3 separate regions of the Homo sapiens genome follow, and all the other regions are linked to region 1. Evidence: chromatin contacts called from ENCODE Hi-C or POLR2A ChIA-PET data. All regions are on one chromosome and are shown on one strand. Each heading gives the region's core, a stretch centred on a gene start or an enhancer-like site at or near the end of the contact. The rest is flanking DNA. Distances are from core to core; before and after follow the strand shown.

Region 1 (4,226 bases), core at 620-3,119:
AGCAATATTTCTGGTCCCATATGCTCTTTGAGAACCTTGCCTCTCTCCACCAAGAGTAGAGTCTATTTCCCCTCCTGTCAAAACTGGATATAATTTTGTGTCTGCCTAGATACAATGCAGCAGAACTGACACTACATAACTTGTTTTTTGTTTCTTTTTGATGAGAGGGAGTCTCCCTGTGTTGCCCAGGCTGGAGTGCAGTGGCGCAATCTCGGCTTACTGCAACCTCCGCCTCCCGGGTTCAAGTGATTCTCCTCAGCCTCCTGAGTAGCTGGGACTACAGGCATGAGCTACCACGCCCGGCTAATTTTTGTATTTTTCGGCAGAGATGAGGTTTCACTGTGTTGGCCAGGCTGGTCTCGAACTCCTGGCCTCAAGAGATCCTCCCGCCTGGGCCTCCCAAAATGCCAGGATTACAGGCGTGAGGCACCGCACCTGGCTAGAGACTACATGACTTCTAAGGCTAGGTTATAATGGGTAATATGCTTCTGATTGACTTTCTCGCACGATACTTGCCGTGGAACCCAGCCACCAGGCTGTGACAAAGCCCAAACCAATCAATGCTAAAAGACCACCGGGAGAGGTCTACATGGACTAGAACTGAGGCCTCCAGCCTTTATCCTGCATCAACCATCAGCGGTGAAAGTGAAGTTTTCAAATAATTCTACTCCTCAGCCTTAGAGTCTTCCAACTGAAGCTCTACGCATAATGGAGTAGAGAAAAGCCATCCCAGTTGTGCTCTGTCTGGATTTCAGAGGCACAGAATCTGCGAGCATAATAAATACTTTATACATAGAGTTTAGATTACGGCAAAAAGTTGCAAACGTGTTCCGTCATAGAATTATATATTGAAAACGTCCATCTGCGGCACACCAGACCAGCTCTATAAATCAGGTTTTTAACAAAACCGAATTTGTTCAGTGAGCGGGTGAGTTACACTACCTGTCTCAGCTCAGACCTGCCGGGAGTCAATTGTGGACTAGAGCAGAAGGCGCCCAGCCACAAGCTCAAGTTCTATCCCCTTTGCACTCGATAGGCAGATCCCCTGGGAGGATCAGGCCACCTGTTTACCAGTGCTTCCTAACCTATTTGTGTCACAAGTTTAGGAGTGTGCTTCTTAGCCCTGGTCACTCTCTTTCACCACCTCTCTCTAACCCTTCCCCAGGTGTGCTAGCAATTGCCCAACACCTGTCAGTCACTTTTGCCTCCAATTTTACTGGGTGCGAGGAGCAGAGTAAGGAGGGAGAGGAAGAGGGCTGACTCCCTTGCCTCAAAGTGGCAAGGGCCAGCTGAACTTAATTCACACTGCAAACCACCACGTTTCGACAGCCATCCCCATATTTTCACAGCTCAAATCTTCCTTTCTTTTTCGGTCGGCTTCTCTGATTTGCTCCATTTTTAATCGCTCCTCCCCCATCCTCCTTGCCCCTGGTCAGGGCAAACATTAAACGCTGTGCAGCTTTAAAAGGGCATTTTTAGGTGACTTGTAAACGGCTTGTTCCACAGGCCCCGAATTGGCGAGATTCGCTACAGCTCGGAGTGCGCGGTAGACTTTAAGCAGGGAGCGCCTGCCCGGTCCATCCCTCCCCGGCCCCGCGTGGCAAGCACCGCAGGTTGAGGCGCCCCCAAACCGAGGAAGAGGGTTTGGGAGCCTGTGACTCCAAAGCCCTCTGCAACTTCCCGGCCCCACAGCCCCACCCACTAGCACGCGGCCTTCCCCGCAGCCCGCAGGAGACACCTTTGTCCCCGCCCCTCCACAGGTCACCTCCCTCCACGCCCCTCTCTCTTGGCCCGGGCAGCCGGCAGGCAGGGAAGTGTCGTAAAGCCAGGCCCAGGAAACTTTACCCGGCCTAACAGCTGAGGCGCTTTACGGCGACGGCGGCTGAGTGAGAACCTTGGCGGCTGTGGAGGCTGCCGCGGCTGCGAAGGAGGCGGCGGCGGTGGCGGAGGAAGAGGAGTGGCGGCAGCGGCGGCGGGGACCCGTGCGGGGTGAGCCGTGAGGAGGGGCCGCGAGTGACAGGGCTGGCGGGTGGGCCCGGGCGGACGGGGACGGTGGCCGGCTGAGCAGCTGGGCGGCGCTGAAGAGCGGGGGGGTGGCGGGGAATTGGGGGGCAGCTCCGTGAGGGACGGTTTCTGCCTTTGTTCCCCCCACCTCGGCCGCCCCCCATCCGTCGCCCCCTGTTCTCCGCGCTCCTCGGCCGGGTTTCATGGCCTCCCCTCTCGGTCTGTGTCGCTTCTAGGATGGCGGAGGTACCGCCTGGGCCTAGCAGCCTCCTCCCACCACCAGCACCTCCGGCCCCGGCGGCGGTCGAGCCCCGCTGTCCCTTCCCGGCGGGGGCCGCCCTCGCCTGCTGCAGCGAGGACGAGGAGGACGACGAAGAGCACGAAGGCGGCGGCAGCAGGAGCCCGGCGGGCGGAGAGTCGGCGACGGTGGCGGCCAAGGGGCATCCGTGCCTCCGCTGCCCTCAGCCGCCGCAGGAGCAGCAGCAGCTCAACGGATTGATTAGCCCCGAACTGCGGCACCTCCGGGCGGCCGCCTCCCTCAAGAGCAAGGTCCTGAGCGTAGCAGAGGTGGCCGCGACCACAGCCACCCCTGACGGAGGCCCCAGAGCGACTGCAACAAAAGGAGCCGGGGTACACTCGGGCGAGAGGCCCCCTCACTCCCTCTCTAGTAATGCAAGAACTGCGGTCCCCAGCCCGGTGGAGGCAGCGGCGGCGAGCGATCCCGCGGCGGCCCGCAATGGACTGGCCGAGGGCACCGAGCAGGAGGAGGAGGAGGAAGACGAGCAGGTGCGGCTGCTGTCTTCGTCCCTGACCGCCGACTGCAGCTTAAGAAGCCCTTCGGGCAGGGAGGTTGAGCCTGGGGAGGATCGGACGATACGATATGTCCGATATGAATCCGAGCTACAAATGCCCGATATCATGAGACTGATCACCAAAGATCTGTCCGAACCCTACTCCATTTATACCTATAGATATTTTATCCACAACTGGCCACAGCTGTGCTTCTTGGTAAGTGGATAGAATAAAAAGAGGGTGAACCCAGCAGTGATCGAGACTGTGCGGGGCAGGGAGTGAGGGCCCAGAATGTGGCAGTGGATATCTCCTGCTGCGTATCATAGTACGTTATATGATGTCAAGTGCTGTACACATTCCTAGTTATTTAATGAAATTGTTTTGAAGGTAAGACTTCATGATTCGGGTTAACGTGATACTAGTGTAACTGCAGCAAGCCTGTATGGTGGCGTGTTTCACTGGGGTGGGGGTCTTGTGTCTTGTTTACATTAGATTATAATCGTGTTTAACCGTCTTTAATTACCCGCCCGCATCCTCAAACACTTTACAGTCATTTAATTTGAACATGGTTCTGTTCAGATACAGGCCTTATTAGTCTCTCGATTACAACCATAATCAGGGAAGAGTGTATGCATAAACATGTTGTGGTGAACATGGATGTCAGCAAACTTGGTGTGGTCATATTGGAGAATTAAATCTTACAAGCATTTTCGGTAATTATGGAGATGTTTCTCTTTACTTCAACTGGACAATTAACAGTTGTAGCCAGCCTGCTTTCTGGTACTCCATTCCAGAAAGCGCTACTAACACTTCTGGTGGCTGAAAGACTCCTGAAACTTGAACAAAATACCCTTTTGTGGAATGTAGAAAACTTGTGTGAAATTGTTACCGATCTGATTTTTTTTTTTTTAATTTAAGAAACTGGTTGTAGATGTGGCCAAACACTAGTAACACTGGCTTGTGTAGAGTATAATTGACAATAATATTACACGTAAGTGAAAGACTTTTGGACGGTTTTTAAAAATTAACATAGTATTGGCAGTACCAGTAATTTCTTCACAATAATATTGACCCATTTCAGTCTGTATGAACCCTTTAACTTAAACGTTGACTGCAGGTGTATGCTTTGTATCATGTGCTCACAAGCATATTGTTTCTGTTGAATTTTACTACAGAAAGATGACATCCTTTTAAGGAATATTTTTTAATATGTGAAGGGAAAAGCCACCATTACTTAATGTTTTAGCATTGGCTTAGTTTCACTTGGTAATTCCCTGCAAGATATTTTGACAATACTTATCTTTTTGATTCTCTAGCTTGGTGATAATTTGAAAATGTAACCTGGGTATTGTAGATAATGGTAGTTCTATTTTCTGTCTTAACTTGCTTAAACTTCAATTCAGTACATTTGTTAAAACTGTGGGTACTAC
Region 2 (4,226 bases), core at 751-3,250, 1.8 Mb after region 1:
GAATGGAATTTTTGTTTTCAGACAGACTGCATCTTCTCCTTCATTACTGAAGAGCCAAGAGAACTTGTTGTAAGGTGATTTCTCCATTAAAATTACTCCTCAGAGTGTGCCTCAGTAACATACTTTTATCTACAAGGATAAGCCCTGTCTTAACAGAAAGGCTCCACATTCAATTTATTGACTCAATAAATTTCAGGCTCACTGATTATGTTTCAGTCTAAAAGCTTTACACAGTTATAAAATTAGAAGAGCCTTTAGAATCATCCCAGGTCAAGTTTCTCTCTGAATATTTTTCCACCATGAACTGCGTTACATTAAGTCTACCCATTAGTTAGAATATCAGTGATTATATCCTTGATCTGATGGCCAGGGGAAAATTTATATTGTCAGAGTTCATTTTAGATAATATTTGAAATGGAAGAAGTAGCTGAGGACAGAAGAGCAACATTCAAAGCTATCTTCTTTCGGGGGAGAAAAGTGGGTCTTGTCTATAAAGAACAGGCTTGTTAAAAGAACATCAGAATTCATCGCTAAACATCTCTCTGAGCAAAACAAAGCATTTCCTCTCCCCTGAGATCCTCAACTAATTTCATAAATATTTTTTCACTTGAACCCAACTTAGTGTTGCAGAATGAAAGGAGAAAATAAATGATAAGAGTTCCACCAACACTTCAGTAGGGAGTTGTCTGAAATCTTAATTGTGAACCTTTTTTTCACAAGATGCACAGTCTTCTAGAGATTTTGCTAGTGGAACGGGTGTGTGAGCTGATCATTATATGGAATTGAGACACATCAAATGCCATTAAAATTTACATTTACAACTCGAGTAACTAAATGCATTGATTCTTTTCATATTAAAAGACACTTGGTATTCACTGAATAATGAAAAATGCCACGGAAAAAATTATGTATTAACAATACAACCTGCCTAAAGGGTCAGAATTCTGCTACACACCTTTTGCTTACCTTTAAATAAATATTTAGGTGTGTTAAGAGCAGGGCAATTCTTGAACGGCACGATGTTGTTTGGTTTAATGTCTTTATAAAAATATTTGAAAAGGTATGGAAAATGAGGTGAGAGTGTTGTGGATTTAAAAACATGTGTATACATAGATACACAATTATTAAAACTTTAGACAAGGACGTTTTCTTCCTGGGAGTGGAGAGCCACCAGCGCGGGAAGTCTGCTGCAGGGATGAACAAAAGCATGGCTGCACGATAGTATTATCTTTGCAGCAGCAGCAGGCGCCCTGACGGAGGGTTGCGGCGACTGTCTAGTCTATCACACCGCACTTCTGGTAGTGACAACCTCCGTTATTCTGTCAGCTCAGCCGACTAAGTGGTTCCCCGCGTTCTGCCTGGTCACCTTGTCTCCGTTAAACGGGAAGCAGAAAAGAGAAAGGTGAATTGAGGGGGTACAAGGAGATTCCTCCGCCTTGGGACCGGCGTCGCCCCATCCTCTGGAAGTGTTGAGCGGGGAGAATTCGAGGACCGTATTTAACCCAGAAAACAGTAAGCCCTCTGAATTAGCTGCTACGCCTGGGGAAGGCAGAAAAGTCTTAATCGTCCCTTCCCAGCAGGGACCAAGAAAGACCAGTTAGAGCGAGCCTGGCCGGACCACGCGAGCCCCGGACCTCTCCGATCCTTCAGAGCCCGCGCCGGGCAAAGTAGAGGTCAAGTCAACACACACGACCGCAGGGCAGCCCTCCCACTCTCCCGTGCGGTCCGCAGCTCGGCTTCGGAACGACCACCGCTAACACTGCAAGGCTGTAAGGCTGGGAGGGGGCGGGTCCTGAAGGGGGCGGGAATAAGAGGCGGGGCAGAAGGGCGGAGGAGTGTGTCGGGAGATGTAGTTCCGCGAGTCCCGACAGCAAAGCTGTCCCGGCTCCGCTAATAGATTGGGACCACTACTCCCAGGAGTCTGCGCGCCCGACCGGAGCGTCCATGCGCAGTGGGAGCCACTTTGTATCCTATCAGGCGAGGAGAGGGTGATGTCACCTGCGAGTTAGTAACCTACGAGCGGCTGTGAAGGAAACTGTTTAACCGGATCCCATTGTACCCAGAGTGCAGAGCCGCCTTTCCAGCATGCAGGGGCTGCTCAGGTAAGGGGGACGCTCCTCCTTGCCCGCCGCACTCATTCATTAAGTGGCACTGCTCAGTGGTGCGGGGGTGGGCGTGCTTCCGTGGGCTGGGCGCTGGGTTCGCGGCGCGCCCTCCTGCTGCCTCCCCGGAGCTCCCGGGCCAGTAGGTAAATATTAAACCCGTCCTTCAGGTTGGGTCTGGGTGGGAACGGGACCGAGACAGCTCTCGGCTGCCTAGCTGGGGGTGGGAAAATGGCTGCAGCGCAACGCAAACCGAGGCAGCAGGGAGGAAGACGCCCCCAAGGACTGGGGTCCCTCCCTTTCTTTCTAAGGCGCCCGGCTGGCCGAGGAGCTGGCGGGGTAACACTCGCCGCCTTGCTGAAGGCTCCCCGGGGCTGGGGCCGCGGGTACTGCAGCGGCGTCCGCGAGCTCCCGGCCCGGCGGCTCCGAGAGGGAGAACCCCGAGGCAGGCTTGGTGGACACGGCGGTGGCGACAGGGAAGGAGGGACTCGTGTACCCGTTCGCGTCCGAGCAGAGCCCCCAGTGCCCCTGGCACCCTCACTTCCAGCCCCATTCGAAAGGGACGGAGCGCCTGTAATTCAGACTAAGTTGGACCTAAATGTTTCAAAACAGAGAGAAGGGAAATCGGGCGTTGCGGAGGGAGAGCAGGGTGTTGGCGGCCGGGGAGGCTGCGCCGCCTGCGGACCCGGTTGTGAGGCACCGCAGAGGGCTTTTGCCGCCCGTCCCTCTCGGGAGGGCGCATCTCAGTCTCCACGGTCCCTTGGTGTAGAGCACCTGGGCTGGGGCGAAGCGCCTGCCCTGAAGCCCTGGGCCAGGAGGTGGTAGCGCGGGGGTGGAGGTGTCGGATAATCTAATGATTAGGCTCGCTGTGGGGCAGGAGGGCTGGATAATCGGGTTTACCCAGCTGGTTCTGAAAGCCAACTGCTTGTGATCGGCTTGCCCTCTGAGTGGAGACGTGCAGGAGGCCCAGAGCTCTCAGTCCTCTGGATGTTCTTTGCCTTTCCTAGTACCTTCATTTGTTCGTTTACTCATTCATCAAACCCTGCTAAGGTCTCAAGTTGTTCACGGCCTGGCTTTGCGGAGCTACCTCTCGCCCCATAACATATTTAGTGATGCCTGAACTCCATTCCCCTCTCCTTCATCTCCACTTTCTGGAGAGCATCAAGAGCAAATGCCACCGTGACCGTTTTGCTGGTAGTTTCTTGAGATTCGAGCAGGACCCAGTGAATCGAAGCGGAGTTGCCTGCAAGATGAATCCCGTTGCCATGGCGACTCCTGCCTTCGGAATCTTAGCCGCTGCCACTGCTGTTTCGATTCGATGTGGCTCTGCGGGCAGCTGGGAGGGAGTGGCTAGTGGGTGTGGTCAAACGCTCGCCCTGGCCCAGCTGCTCTCTCCTCCTCGCCCCTTTCACAGCCCCGGGACTCTCCCCTTTCTCTCCTAAATAGCTTGGACACAGTTCTAAACCCCTTTCCCTTCCCCGTGCCACACCTCATCACGCCACCTCTCTCCCTGAAACTAATTGTTTGGCGCCTTTTTCCTGAGGCAAACTCTGAAAATTATAATTTGAAAAATCTCTTCCCCCTTTCGGGCTAGCCGCATCATTTCCCCAATAAGGTAGTTTATGGTGTTGGAGGCAGCTTTGTCATGAAAGGCGCCCTCCCCTGTTGTGCATAAAGAGAGCTCTCTGGTCACCAGCAAAGGCCCTCAATTTGCTCTAGGTGCAGCTGATTGGAAGTGATTAGGGACAATTAATAACGGCTGGAAGACACTGCAGTCCCTTGTGGTTCTCATAAAATCTAAAGCCAGGCTAGAGGGCGCAGGTCCTTGAGGGTGAAGCATGCAGGGCCATAACCAGGAGCCTTGGGTCCTACTCTGGCTCTGTCAGTCACTGGCTACTCCACGTTGGGATTAACCCTTTACCTCTGGGAACCTCAGTCTTCTCTTTGGTAATGTGAGGAAAGGGTAGAGAGGGTTTCCTAACGTTAATTCTAGGCGCAATGGCCTATGATTCCAAGATAGACTTGGTCATTGTCCTTTTTCGTCCCCGACCCCAAAGTAATCTGAAGTTAAGGGTTTAAACTTGGCTTCTGATACTGTGCCGTCAGGTTATATGGACAAGGCAG
Region 3 (4,226 bases), core at 434-2,933, 1.2 Mb after region 1:
GGTACTATTAAGTTTAAAAGTATGCTAATGAAAAAACAATTTACAACCAATCTACATTCTCGAGTCTCTCTCTAGCAATTGTCAGGTGAATGCTTGCAAGGTAATGTGCTGAATACAGCGATACTAAGAGGGTATTAAAACAGTCCCTGCCTTCAGGAAGCTTTCATAATGTAGATGGAGAGAAGAGATACACATAAACACCTACGTAGATAGATATGCGTGTGCACACCCAGATAAATAACCATACAGGTAGCATGGGATCAGAATCAGATATTTATATAGTTAACTGGAGCTCAAAGGTTGGAAGGGTGGTTAGACCACACAGAGAGGGGAGGAAAGAAGAGGAATTCCTAGCACGGGTAAGCAGATGGGCAAAAGTGCAAGTGTCTGAAATAATGATATAGGATGCACTCTTTCACACAACACTTTGCCTGAACTTCAGCAATTGTGACTTGCTGGATTGAATTTCCGAGGTTCTTGGATGTACTGCTTTTAAAGATATATGTGGTACTTTTCCACAGATAAGCCAGCTAGTGGAATTTTCAGACCCCTATCCCACCGGAAATTTCAGTGGGATAGGGGTCTGGAGTAGTGTGTTCCAAGCAGAGATGACCAATACATGATACTTCAAGAGGGAAGACTTATAAATCCCTCTGGAGAAAAGCTACAACTCATATCACCTTTACTATCTATGTGCTAGCCACGTTGTAAGTGCACAGCCCCCACAATATATAGCATATGCTGCATACTATTATAATTCTTCAACAGCAGGTTCCCATAGCAGCTGCTCCCTTTTACAGTGGGGGGAACGTACACAGAGAAGGGAGTAAGTTGCCCGCACAGCTATTTAGGGGTGAAACTGGGATACAAATCCAGACAGTCTGATTTCTGAGTCAGAGCTCTTATTGTAAACGCAGACTAAGTAATAATAAAAGCTCAAACAAAAACCAAAGCGCGCACGCGCGCGCACTCAAATCGTAGGCTTGTAAAAGAATTGATGCAACCTCTCGCTATACAACGACATCCTCCTGCCTAATTTTAAATGCCGTCCATCGTAAGACCGACGTTAAAAAATTAAAACGACAACAAAACTTAAGTTTTAGAACACTGCATTGTGCTCTGTATTGCTTGCCTTTACAAAGTGGAGTTAAGGAACCAACCCCACAGTGTCTGTGAATACACTTGCAATACCTTGCTTGGGAAGTGAAAGAAACCTAACTCGGTGTGAGTGGAAATGAGGAGTGGCCGTGTGGGGAAAGGGTTAAGACTGTGCTGCAACTTGGTCGAGTTTCAGAAAGTTCTCCGGAGAGCCCAACTGCCGCGTCCCGTCGCGGCCCCTGCCTGCGCGGCCGACTGTAACAGGATGCTGGGGCTCCAGGCGCTCGCCCCGAGCTTTGGGCGACGAGAAAGAGCCAATGAGGAGCGAGGGCAAAATCGGGTGCAGTAAACCCGAAAAGGGGGCGAGGAGGCCCGCGAAGAGAGCGGGGGAGGAGGCGGGGAGGGGCGAGGAGGGGCGGGGAGGGCCGAGCGAGGAGGAGGCGGCTCTGGGGGCCGGGCGGCGCGCCTGACAGAGGAGGGGAAGCCTGGGGGCGCAAGCGTCGCAGCCGAGGGGCCGGCGCGGGGAGGCGGGCGCCAGGCGGGGGTTTGCAGGGCCGCCGCGCGTGACGTAGCGCCGGGCAGGGCGTTATCAGCTGCCGGGCCGCGGCGAGGGACGCGCGGCGACAGCGGACGGCGCTGCCCGGGCCGGGACAGCAGCAGCCGGCGGTCGCGCGCAGGACTCGAGGGCTTCTAGCCACCGTCCCCGCCAGCGCCGCGCCCCGCCACAGGGCGGCATGAGCCCACCCGCGGCCGCAGCCCTAGCGCCCTGCTCCTCCGCCTGGGCGGCCCGGCTGCGGTGACGGCTCTCGCTGCCCGACTGGGGGCCATGAAGCCGAGTCCGGCCGGGACGGCGAAGGAGCTGGAGCCTCCGGCGCCGGCCCGAGGCGAGCAGCGCACGGCGGAGCCCGAGGGGCGCTGGCGGGAGAAGGGCGAGGCAGACACCGAGCGGCAGCGCACCCGGGAGCGGCAGGAGGCCACGCTGGCCGGGCTGGCGGAGCTGGAGTACCTGCGCCAGCGCCAAGAGCTGCTGGTCAGGGGCGCCCTGCGCGGCGCCGGGGGTGCGGGAGCCGCTGCGCCCCGCGCTGGGGAGCTACTGGGGGAGGCGGCGCAGCGCAGTCGCCTGGAGGAGAAGTTCTTGGAGGAGAACATCTTGCTGCTAAGAAAGCAATTGGTAGGTCGTGCCCGAAGGTGGAGCACGGCTGTTCCTGCCCAGGGGCTGGAGGTCGGGCAGGTGGCCTGGGGCGGGCGCGAGGTTGACTCTGGCTGGGGAGATGCTCGCTGTTATGGGACGCCCCCGACCGCCCCATACCTCCCTGATCCCCTTCCTGAGTGCCCGCGGCGTGTGGGCTGCCGACGCCCACGCGTTTCTGGCGTGTGCCCGCTTTGTGTCTGGCGACCTCGCGCGGATTGCGGGAAGGGGGTGGCCGCTCTTCCCTCCTCCTCTGCCTTCGGGATTCTTGGAGTCGCCTAGTTCTAACGTTCGGTCTCCTTAGTTAGATGAGTATATGCCCTCTCCCCAGCGGTTTGCAAACTCCCACTTAAAATACCATTTTATTTGGAGGTTTTCTTGACTTTATCTCCTCCCGCCGAGAGGGGCCAAAAGCCAAGGAGGGGGTTTGTGGCGTGCTTAACTGTCCAGGGCCGAGTTTTACGATTACACTGGAGCGCCTGTAGGGAGCCGTGCCTCTCCGAGAGCTCTCCCCAGCATGCCAGCTTTCACCCAGGCTGGTGCTTAATTTCAAATAGAAGCCCTTTGTATAAGGCAGCTCAAACTAGATGGAAATGATGGAAATTTGGCTGGAGACTGTGTCCCCTCCTCTCATATTTTATACGTTCTGCCAGCTGTGATTGGTGGTGGAGGTGGGAGAAAAGAGAACCTGCTCTCGGTAAGCATTTATCTTACTGGGTTTCTGTCAGTGTCTCAGTCTTTCTATGCAGTCTTCATTAATGGGGAAGAAAAAGAACTTTGTAGCTTAATGTATTGATGAACAGCTTTTGACCCCGCCTCAGAATAATGGCGACAGCTTTGTTTTCAGTGACCTTAAAATGTAGTTTTGGAAACAGCAAACGTCCTCACCTGACCAAGTGATACTATCTAAACTAGACACATGCCAGGTAGTGGCCCTCCCACAATAAAGTGGTGATGCTGTGCAGTTGTCATGTGTTTTCTTCTATTATCTCTTTTCAGATCATTTCTTTTCTCTGTGTGTGTGTGTGTGTTTTTAAGCACCAAAGTGCTTTTACTTGATAGGTTCATTTTTCCTGAAGAAATTAATTGTAGCAAACAAACATACAATTTATGTCTCCAAGCTTTTTAAGTCAAAAGACAAGAGGCGTAGATATTCATATGCATGTGTTTTGTAAGGATGTACACTGTGGTTTGTGTAATATCTCTGTTTTGGCATTTTACTGTGCTGCTTCGGTCACAGACCAGATTCCTATGTAACATTCATTTGAGCCAGTTCTCACTGGTTATGGCTGGTGACTTTTACATTTTATTGTTTTGTGCAATTGCACCTTTTTGTCTGCATGAATCTCAAGATTGTAAGTGGCGCATTCCTATTGTCCGCTTGAGGGGAGCAAAGCAGTATGTCAAGAGAATTCCAGTCCAGTCAGTATTTATGGTACTATTTTCATTTGTAGACTTGGCATTCATGATTTGAACCAGATGCTTTTTGAGTTCTCCCGTTTTTCCAGCAATAGGAAGCACTAGGTGGCAGTGTGAGTTAGCACAATCCATCTGTCACCTTTGGAAACCCAGAGGCGTTCAAATCTCGATGGGCCTTCCCATGAGGGTTTTGGATTCTGCCAGCTCACATTATACTTGGCACTGGCTATTAGTATTAGTTTCTCACTTTCAAAGGCTCTAAGACTGATTAAACCCCACAAAGCAACTAATAGAAAACAAAACTCTGCAGGCCAAGACATTTGGCCAGAAAATCTCACCTAAGATTATAGTGTATTATAGGAAATCTCTTACTCTCATTTCAAATTAAAGAGTCTACTGTGAAGTATTGTTTTTTAAAAGACTGGTTATACACCAGATGATTTAAAGTCTCAGTCCATTTTTCTTGTCCCTATCTATGAAAAGTCAGTTTGTATATATTAGTTGAAACTAAAAACAAGTC

The links. Hi-C counts contacts between places; a loop is a spot of excess contacts on that map. ChIA-PET counts read pairs that join two places held with the same protein, here RNA polymerase II (POLR2A). Pooled maps may share reads with other maps.
Region 2: a map of CD8-positive, alpha-beta T cell shows a loop between it and region 1 (28-fold over the local background). The contact joins the promoter of DAAM1 here to the promoter of NAA30 in region 1. A Hi-C loop is called at or near these places in 6 of 168 maps with a recorded cell type or tissue (B cell, CD4-positive, alpha-beta memory T cell, CD8-positive, alpha-beta T cell and 2 more) and 11 of 50 pooled maps. POLR2A ChIA-PET finds 5 or more read pairs at or near these places in 1 of 52 experiments (CD4-positive, alpha-beta T cell).
Region 3: a map of naive thymus-derived CD4-positive, alpha-beta T cell shows a loop between it and region 1 (9-fold over the local background). The contact joins the promoter of DACT1 here to the promoter of NAA30 in region 1. A Hi-C loop is called at or near these places in 1 of 168 maps with a recorded cell type or tissue (naive thymus-derived CD4-positive, alpha-beta T cell), 2 of 37 single-sample maps with no recorded cell type and 7 of 50 pooled maps.

Annotation. Positions count from the first base shown.
Region 1 is chr14:57,388,717-57,392,942 of GRCh38, forward strand. It overlaps NAA30 (N-alpha-acetyltransferase 30, NatC catalytic subunit), which reads left to right and starts at 1,870. Exons shown (of 5, transcript NM_001011713.3): 1 at 1,870-1,989; 2 at 2,241-3,012. The coding sequence starts at 2,242. RefSeq lists an enhancer at 1,854-2,849 and silencers at 1,978-2,117, 2,248-2,397.
Region 2 is chr14:59,186,667-59,190,892 of GRCh38, forward strand. It overlaps DAAM1 (dishevelled associated activator of morphogenesis 1), which reads left to right and starts at 2,001. Exons shown (of 25, transcript NM_001270520.2): 1 at 2,001-2,102. RefSeq lists enhancers at 1,504-1,743, 2,524-3,283, 2,994-3,153, 3,584-3,633 and silencers at 2,214-2,353, 2,414-2,633.
Region 3 is chr14:58,636,279-58,640,504 of GRCh38, forward strand. DACT1 (dishevelled binding antagonist of beta catenin 1) reads left to right here and starts at 1,684. Exons shown (of 4, transcript NM_001079520.2): 1 at 1,684-2,269. The coding sequence starts at 1,925. RefSeq lists a silencer at 1,475-2,184.